2 separate regions of the Mus musculus genome follow, and region 1 is linked to region 2. The links are chromatin loops, found by intact Hi-C in ENCODE. Cell type or tissue: heart. All regions are shown on one strand.

Evidence for each region. Peaks named below come from ENCODE experiments on the same cell type or tissue, not always from the same donor. Only the 100,000 strongest peaks of a DNase experiment are listed, where the experiment ranks them.
Region 1: a loop joins it to region 2, with 17 times the contacts of the local background. A loop is called at or near these places in 3 of 42 quality-filtered maps.

What each region holds. Positions count from the first base shown.
Region 1 is chr10:79,248,014-79,253,013 of GRCm38, reverse strand. The region is part of intron 1 of Vmn2r81 (vomeronasal 2, receptor 81); the gene reads right to left. Among named protein-coding and RNA genes, the nearest start is that of Vmn2r81, 2.7 kb to the right of the region's middle. In heart, no CTCF peak of the experiment used is centred here; no DNase peak of the experiment used is centred here.
Region 2 is chr10:79,355,197-79,360,196 of GRCm38, reverse strand. It overlaps Vmn2r82 (vomeronasal 2, receptor 82), which reads right to left and starts at 3,606. Exons shown (of 6, transcript NM_001101572.1): 1 at 3,392-3,606. The coding sequence starts at 3,606. In heart, no CTCF peak of the experiment used is centred here; no DNase peak of the experiment used is centred here.

The DNA of each region.
Region 1 (5,000 bases), 110 kb after region 2:
GTGTGAAGAATTGAATTGAAATTTTGATGGGTGTTATATTTGTAAATTGCCTTGGGTAAGATGCCCACTTTTACTTATTAATCCTACCAATACATGAGCATGGGAGATCTTTCCATCTGTGGTCTTCTTTGATTTCTTTCTTCAGAGATTTGAATTTTGTGTCATACAGATCTTTCACTTGCTTGGTCAGAGTCACGTCAAGACAGTTTATATTATTTGTGACTTTTGTGAAGGGTGTTTTCTCCCCCATTTCTTTTTCAGCCCATTATCCTTTGAGTAGAGGAAGGCTACTAATGTGAGTTAATATTATATCTGACCTGTTTGTTGAAGTTGTTTATTTGCTACAAGTGCCATCTTGTGGATTTTTTTGGGATGCTTATGTGTACTATCATATCATGTGTAAATAGTGATACCATGACTTCCTTCTTTCCAATTTGTATCCCTTTGATTATCTTTCGTTGCCTAATTGCTCTGGCTAGAACTTTGAGTAGTATATTGAATAGACATGGCGAGACTGGGCAGCCTTGTCTTGTCCCTGATTTTAGTGGGATTGTTTCAAGGTTCTCTCCATTTACTTTGATATTGGCTACTGGTTTTCTGTATATTTCACTTATTATATTTAGACCTAGACATTGAATTCCTGATCCCTCCAATAGTTTTAACATGAAGGGGTGTTGTGCTTTGACAAAGGCTTTGGTAGCATCTGATAGGGTGGTCTTATGTTTCTCTTTCCCTGTTAGTTTTCCCCTTTGAGTTTGTTTATATAATTAAGTTGATGGATTTCCTTATATTGAACCATCTTTGCATCACTAGGATGAAGCCCACTCAGTCATGGGGATGATGGTATTGATTTCTTCTTTGATTCAAATTGTGAGATTTTATTGAGTATTTTTGCATTGATATTAATATGGTAAATTGGTCTGAAATTTTCATACTATATTGGGTCTTTGTGTGATTAAGTATCAGTGTATTGTGGCTTCATAGCACACAGTGGGCAATATTCCTTCGATTTTTATTTTATGAAATAGTTTTAGAAGTATTGGATTAGGTGTTCTTTGAAGGTCTGATTGAATTCTGCAATAAAGCAAATTGGTCCCGCTGTTGTTGTTGTTGGTGGTGGTGTTTTTTTGTTTGTTTGTTTGTTTGTTTTTGTTTTTTTTGTTTTTTTTTTGTTTTTTTTGTTTTTGTTTTTTTTGCTGGGAGACATTTAATGGCTGCTTTCTTTTCTTTATAATTATGGTACTGTTTAAATGGTTTATCTGATGCTAATTTAACTTTGGTAGTTGGTATTTGTCTAGAAAAATCATCCCTTTTTTCTAGATATTCCAGTTTTGTTCAGCACAGGCGTTTGCAGTAATATCTGCTTCACTATGATTATAGAAGTCTTATGTATTATATTCAGAAGCTTGAAACAACCTAGATGTCCCCCAATCAAAGAATGGATACAGAAATTGTGGTACATTTACACAAACAGATTACTATCCAGCTATTAGAAGCAAAGACTTCATGGAATTCTCAGGCAAATGGATATCCTGTGTGAAGTAACCCAGGAACAAAAGAATATCCATAATATGTATACACTGGTAATTGGATTTTAGCCTGAAAACTCAGAATACCCATGATATACCCCACAAATCATATGCAACTTAGAAGTAGGAAGAGGAGAGTGCAGGTGCTTCAGTCATGCATAGAAGTGGGAACAAAATAACCACATGAGCTAGACCGAGAGAGGAACCACTGAGGGAGAGAAGAGGGAGAGGGAAAGGGGGGCAGGAACAGGTACAACACAGAAGCACAGAGAGTCAGGAAATTGCATAGAAACATATAGCGGACGGGGATGCAGAATTGAGGTAGTCACTAGCACATCCCAGATTCTAGGGTACTGAGAGGTTCTCAGGAGCTAATGATGATGACTTTAGCCAAAATACTCAACAAAGAGAGATACAAAGTGCTTGTAGAGACAAACCTCCCGGAGAGAGGCACAACACCCAGTTGAGAAATGGTGCCACCTATCCATCTCAAAATTTAAACCTACAAATGTCCCTGTGCAAAGGAAAGGCAGGGAAAAAAATTGAAACTGAGACTGAAGTATAGGCCATTCAGAGACAACCTCACCTAGGGATCCATCTCATCTGCAGCTACCAAACTTCCACAGTATTGCTGATGCCAAGAAGTGCTTGCTGACAGGAGCCAGATATGGCTGTTTCCTGGGAGATTCTACCAGCACAAGACCCACACAGATACAGATACTTATACCCAACTGTCAGACTTAGTCAATGGGACCTCAGGGGAAGAGATAAGGAACGGCCTGAAGTAAGCAAAGGGGGATTGCAACCCAATAATAAGACCAATATCAACTAACTGGTCAGCCGAGCTATTCTAAGGGCTAAACCACCAACGAAAGGGTGTACATGGAGGGAGTCAAATATACATATACATATGAAGTCGAGGATGGTCTTATCTGACATCAGTGAGAAGGGAGGGAGGCTTCATGTTCCAGCATAGGGTGATGCTAGAGAGGTGAGGTGGGCATGGGTGAATGGCTAGATGAGCACCCTCATAGACACAAAGTTGAGGGGATGGTTGGAGATGGGATGGGGTGTTGGTAGAGCGGTAACCAAGAAGGGGGAGATCATCTGAAAATGTAATCAAACAAAATGATTAAAAAATGACAGAATAGAATTTGGAACTAGAAAAACTTATCTCTAGCATGGTTTCCCAGGCCCAGAAAGATGAACATGCCATGTTCCCACTTATAAGTGGACATGAGCTGTGAAGTATAGATTTTGACAAAGCAAGTAAGAAGGAGGACTAAAGGGAGGGTGCAAGGATGTTCACAATGTATCAAATATTAATGTCATATTTATATAAAGATCTTGCTTTTTTGTTTATTAGCATGTATTTTCACTTCCACTGTCCTATTGGAATGTTATTTTGTGAATTTACATGATCTTAAACCAAAACCACTATACTTTTGTTATTAGGATATTTTGGTGGTTTAATATTTACCCAATATTCATGCAACTGGTAACATAACTAGCAATATTTCACTGAAAAGAATTACAGTTTTAAAATACCACAATATAAAATAAATCAAATATTTAGATTTCGTTTTCTGTGTAAAACACTTTAGCTTGAAGTTCCAATGCTTGTCTTACTGTTGATTATGCTTCCAAAGAATTAAAAAACACATAAAAAAGAACAAAAACCACTTCTTTCATTAAATTATTGCAAAATGAATTAATAAAAAAATCAGAAAATAAATTCAATTACACACAGGTAAATTGAAACAGAAATGTTGATGTATATAGTTCTAGCCACGCTAAAGCACATCATCATTTGTGTTCATTGCAATCATGATGCTTGTGCTTGTGCACAATGACTCATAGTGTGCAGAAAATGCACTGACCACTGTCAGAAATAGCCATGTCAAATGGCTATGCACTCCTTCACTGTATTATAAGAGGTTTGAACGAAGATTAGTAGATATTAATGTATCTCTGTACATATACCCTATTTGTATAAAACTAAATATTGTTAAAATAAGTTAAATAAGGCAAATAACTATATTTATCATACATGGTAAATAAAACAATCTGCAAATTTTATTTCCTTATTTTATATCATGTTAAATAATCTGACAAGTCGTTTGCAACTGTTTGTTTTTGATGAGCTTGGCACTTAAATCTGTTTATTTCACATGTGTTTTTGCAGTCAGATTGCTATCACTATACTGTGTGGAGAGACATGGGGCATAGTGCAAAGTGCTGCCTGGCATTGAGATACTGCACACGAAAAGAAATGAGAAATCAAATACAGTGTTATTTCTAGCAAAACAAAAAAAAATGTATCCTTGAAATATGCATATGAAATATTTCCCCAAGCTGTGAACTTTTCAATTACACTGGTCACTATTAAATCTTATGACAAAATATACAAAGATGTCTTCTCTACCTAAAAATGTTTCATTTCTGAATTACATCCCTTCTGCACTGTCTTGACCTAACTAACACATTATCACCATACCAATTTGTTAACAAAGAGTAGCAATGTATCATTCCTAAGAACCTACTTAGTCTTTCAGCAATTTTCTAGCAACTAACCACAATCTGGACACTGATTGCCCATGTTTATTCCCCCATGGTGAGTTCAGGGTTGAATACATGCTTTGTTTGTCCATTTCAGTTCTTTAGTTTATGTGCATACTACAGTGATAGAAATTTCAACATGATACAAAATATTCTTTATTTCTTTGAAAAATTATTGCACATGGTTATCTCTGAGTTCACCAAGGAAATTGAAATAAACTGTCTATCTAGATCTGCTGTTCCTGCAGAATAAAAACTACAGAAGAGTTATCAGTGCACAAAATCTCATTGAATATTATTTTATGAATAAATCCTCAAAGTCAAATAATGTATAAAGGAAAAATATGGTTTAAATATGTTTTAATCAAATCAAATGATGTGAAAATATTAGCTTTCAATACTATATAAAATGTTAATGATACAAAATAACAGTGAAAATAGGTAAATTTCTTATTCTGCCATTATTGAACTCAAATCAGAATTAGCTGACACAAGCAACACAGATCACTCTAGAAGCTTTGCAGGGCTTCCAAAGTCACAGACTTCAAAGGCATTATCTGCTCTAACACAATCACGACTGGGATTTCCCTATTCTCTGAACTGTTGTGTCAGGCTACTGCCAATTCCCTTTCTAGTACGGAACTGGCATGGTATATGCCCTGAGTCTGAGGAATGACAGGCAGCATGGGAAAAGGAGAACCAACTGCAGCAATCAAATATTAAACATAAAACTATTCAATGACACATTTTTTTCTTCTCACTTGAGAGGACAGAAAGAGGCACTAAGAAAACAAAATTAGAGAACTTGGTATGGAATATGTGGAGCCTCATGATAAGAAATACTTGGGAAAATGTTAGAATACATATTAAAATCAGGAGACAAGAATATGTAAAATTAGTTAATACAAAGCA
Region 2 (5,000 bases):
CAGAATACCCATGATATACCCCACAAATCATATGCAACTTAGAAGTAGGAAGAGGAGAGTGCAGATGCTTCAGTCCTGAATAGAAGTAGGAACAAAATAACCACATGAGCTAGACCGAGAGAGGAACCACCAAGAGAGAAAGGAGGGAGAGAGAAAAGGGGGGCAGCAACAGGTACAACACAGAGGTACAGAGGATCAGGAAATTGCATAGAAACATATAGAGGAGGGGGATGCAGAACTGAGGTAGTCACTAGAAAGTCCCAGATACTAGGGTACTGAGAGGTTCTCAGGAGCTAATGATGATGACTTTAGCCAAAATACTCAACAAATGGAGATACAAAGTATAGAGACAACCTCCTGGAGAGAAGCACAACACTCAGTTGAGAGATGGTGCCACTTATCCATCTCAAAAATTTGAACCTAGAATTGTTCCTGCTCAAAGGAAAGGCAGGGAAAGAAATTGAAACAGAGACAGAAGGATAAGCTATTCAGAGACCACCTCACCTAGGGATCCATCTCATCTGCAGCCACCAAACTTCCACAGTATTGCTGATGACAAGAAGTACTTGTGAACAGGAGCCAGATATGGCTCTTTCCTGGGAGCTTCTACCAGCACATGACGAACACAGATACAAATACTTATTCACAACTGTCGGACTTAGTCATGGGATCTCAGTGGAAGACATACGGGAATGACTGAAGTAAGTAAAGGGGACTGCAACCCAATAATAAGAGCAATATCAACTAACTGGACCACAGAGCTCTCCTAAGGGCTAAGCCACCAACCAAAGGGTGTACATGGAGGGAGTCAAATATACATATACATATGAAGTTGAGGATGGTCTTATCTGACATCAGTGAGAAGGGAGGGAGGCTTCATGTTCCAGCATAGTGTGATGCTAGAGAGGTGAGGTGGGCATGGGTGAATGGGTAGATGAGCACCCTCATAGACACAAAGTTGAGGGGATGGTTGGAGATGGGATGGGGTGTTGGTAGAGCGGTAACCAAGAAGGGGGAGATCATCTCAAAATGCAATAAAATAAAATGATTAAAGAACGACAGAATAGAATTTGGAACTAGAAAAACTTATCCCTAGCATGCTTTCCCAGGCCCAGAAAGATGAACATGCCATGTTCCCACTTATAAGTGGACTTAAGCTGTGAAATACACATTTTGACAAAGCAAGTAAGAAGGAGAACTAAAGGAAGGATTCAAGGATGTTCACAATGTAACAAATATTGATGTCTTATTTATATAAAGAACTTGCTCTTTTGTTTATTAGCCTGTATTTTCACTTCCACTGTCCTATTGGAATGTTATTTTGTGAATTTACATGATCTTAAACCAAAACCACTATACTTCTGTAATTAGGATATTTTTGGTGGTTTAATATTTATCCAATATCCATGTAACTGGTAACATAACTAGCAATATTTCAATGAAAAAATTATAGCTTTAAAATTCCACTATATAAAATAAATCAAATATTCAGACTTTGTTTTCTGTGTAAAACACTTTAGCTTGAAGTTCCAATGCTTGTCTTACTGTCGTTTATGCTTCCAAAGAATTAAAAAACACATAAAATAAGAACAAAAATACATCTTGCCTTGAATTATTGCAAAATGAATTAATAAAAATAATCAGAAAATAAATTTAATTACACACAGTAAATTAAAACAGAAATGTTGATGTATATCTTTCTAGCCACACTAAAGCACACAATCATTTGTGTTCATTGCAATCATGATACTTGTGCACAATGACTCATAGTGTGCAGAAAATGCACTGACCACTGTCAGAAATATCCATGTCAAATGGCTATGCACTCCTTCACTGTATTATAAAGGTTTAGTCAGGGGTTTCAACGAAGATTAGTAGATATTAATGTATGTCTCTTCATATACCCTGTTTGCATAAAATTAAATATTGTTAAAATAAATTAAATAGGGCAAATAAGTATATTTATCATACATGGTAAATAAAACAACTTGCAAATTCTATTTCCTTATTTTATATCATGTTAAATAATTTGAAAAGCCGTTTGCAACTGTTTGTTTTTGATGAGCTGGGCACTTAAATCTGTTTACTTCACATGTGTTTTTGCAGTCAGATTGCTATCACTATACTATCTGGAGAGACATGGGGCATAGTGCAAAGTGCTGCCTGGCGTTGAGATACTGCACATGAAAAGAAAAGAGAAATCAAATACAGTGTTATTTCTAGCAAAACAAAAAAAATATGTATCCTTGAAATATGCATATTAAATATTTCCCCAAGCTGTGAACTTTTCAATTACACTGGTCACGATTAAATCTTATGACAAAATATACAAAGATGTCTTCTCTATCTAAAAATGTTTCATTTCTGAATTACATCCCTTCTGCACTGTCTTGTCCTAACTTACACCTTATCATCATACCAATTTGTTAGCAAAGAGTAGCAGTGTATCGTTCCTAAGAACCTACTTAGTCTTTCAGCAATTTTCTAGCAACTAACCACAAGCTGGATACTCATTGCCCATGTTTATTCCCCCATGGTGAGTTCAGGGTTGAATACATGCTTTGGTTTTCCATTTCAGTTCTTTAGTTTATGTGCATACTACAGTGATAGAAATTTCAGCATGATACAAAATACATTTTATTTCTTTGAAAAAGTATTACATGGTTTTCTCTGAGTTCACCAAGGAAATTGAAATAAACTGTCTATCTAGATCTGCTGTTCCTGCAGAATAAAAACTACGGAAGAGTTATCAGTGCACAAAATATCATTGAATATTATTTTATGAATAAATCCTCAAAGTCAAGTAATGTATAAAGGAAACATATGGTTTAAATATGTTTTAATCTGAAATCAAATGATGTGAAAATATTTCAATACTATACAAAATAGTAATGATACAAAATAACAGTGAAGGTAGGTCAATTTCTTACTCTGCCATTATTGAACTGAAATCAGAATTAGCTGATACAAGCAACACAGATCACTCTAGAAACTTTGCAGTGCTTCCAAAGTCACAGACTTCAAAGGCATTGTCTGCTCCAACACAATCTGGACGGTCATTCCCCAGTTCTCTGAACTATTGTGTCAGGCTACTGCCAATTCCCTCTCTAGTACAGAACTGGCATGGAGTGCACTCTTAGTCTGAGGAATGACAGGCAGCATGGGAAAAGGAGAACAAACTGCAGCAATCAAATATTAAACATAAAACTATGCAATGACACATTTTTCTTCTCACTTTACAGGACAGAAAGAGGCACTAAGAAAACAAAATTAGAGAACTTGGTAGGGAATATGTGGAGCCCCACGATGAGAAATACTTGGGAAAATGCTAGAATACATATTAAAAGCAGGAGACAAGAATATGTAAAATTAGTTAATACAAAGCACTTACCCAAAATAATCATCTGAGTCCATAGGAAAATATCTCCAATCTATTATTTTACTTACACGTGAATTATGTAAAATAGGAAAAAATGCACCAATGACAACAGTTCCATCAGAGTGTATTAGGTGTTTAGTGTCAGTTGGGCAGATATGAGTTGCAATGATCCAGGTGAAAGTTGGCATCTGTAAAAACCAAACGATAAGAAGCCAAGAGAGCAGCATATTAAGTGATATTTCCATTAAGATCTAAGTCAAGGGGTGGTAAAACCCATGGTGTGTAACATATATATTTTGAGTTACTGTGCTTGTATATTTGCATTGTTGTTGACATTCTGACTGAATATGTCACTCTAATCATCTAGAGACGTTTCAGGGATCCTTTCCTCCACCTCTTGAGAGTTCTATGGCACTTGATCCTTCAGGCTCTCCACCTGAGGCACCGCACTCAGTGATAAACAGATTACCGCTTAACAGGACATACTTTCTTTTCTAGTCAGAATCACAATTATTTACTCCAAGACTGAAAAAACCCCAGGGTTGCTTTCTGCTTCTCTGGTTTTGGCCACAGGGGTGTACCAAGACAGATGTTTTTTGAAAGAGTCCTTCAAGATAATGTCCAGATATGTCATCAAAGATAATCATCATTGGAAATACAGGAACAGAGAAGAAAAAAAGACATACCACGAATTGATGGTTTAATTAAAGCGACATCAAAGTCCATAAAAATTAATGCTTTTGACTTTCCTACGAGTCTCAGGATTCTGAGACCATTTTGTCTTTGATACATGCATGTTTATATACAAATAATTGGCCAGTTCACTGCTCCTGACTTTTTGGGTCTCATTCTTATATATCCTAATGTGAAGGTGAACTTATCACTTCAGATGCATAACTTAATTTCACTGTAGAAACCATACTAATTTGATCTTAAGTTTGATCTTGGCTATTTTTCTCTATTTTTATCCATGTTGGATCACTGAATTTATATATCCTCATTTTCCTCCTTACCACTTCTCCCCCTTTTTGACATGAGCATATTAGAGAAATACTCCCCCCCCCCAATTTCTCCAAATTACATATTATGTGCTGAGGATCTCTATGTGCATTTCATGGAATTACTCTGCAGATAAAACAAGAGCAAGTATTCTGTGCCCAAATCTACTGTGACTTGAGGCTCCATGGAGGGTGATGCCTGGTTGTGGTGTTGGCGTGGTGTGGATGTGGGAGTAGTGTATGTGGGGAACACCCTCTGAGAGGTAAACGAGAGGAAGTTTGGGTTGAAGAACTCAGAGAATAGGGGACTTAGGGTAGGATCAAAATTTGGAACATAAATTGTGAGGAGCGGGTGTGGCGGCAGTCCCAAAGGCACCAGGGACTGCAGCTAAGTCGCATGATTTGCACCTGACTTCCTCATATAAGCCACAAACATCTTGAGAGCTGCGCAGGTGTACCAGGATACTGGTGAATCCATTTTGATGGAGATATGCCCCTGATTAGCTGAAGCTGCATGCCTGGTGAGGTGGCGTGGCCTGCTGTGCATGGATGGGAACTGAGAGTATAAAAGAGTGAGAGGCCCAGGATTCGAGGGAGATATAAACAAGGGAGATATAAATAAG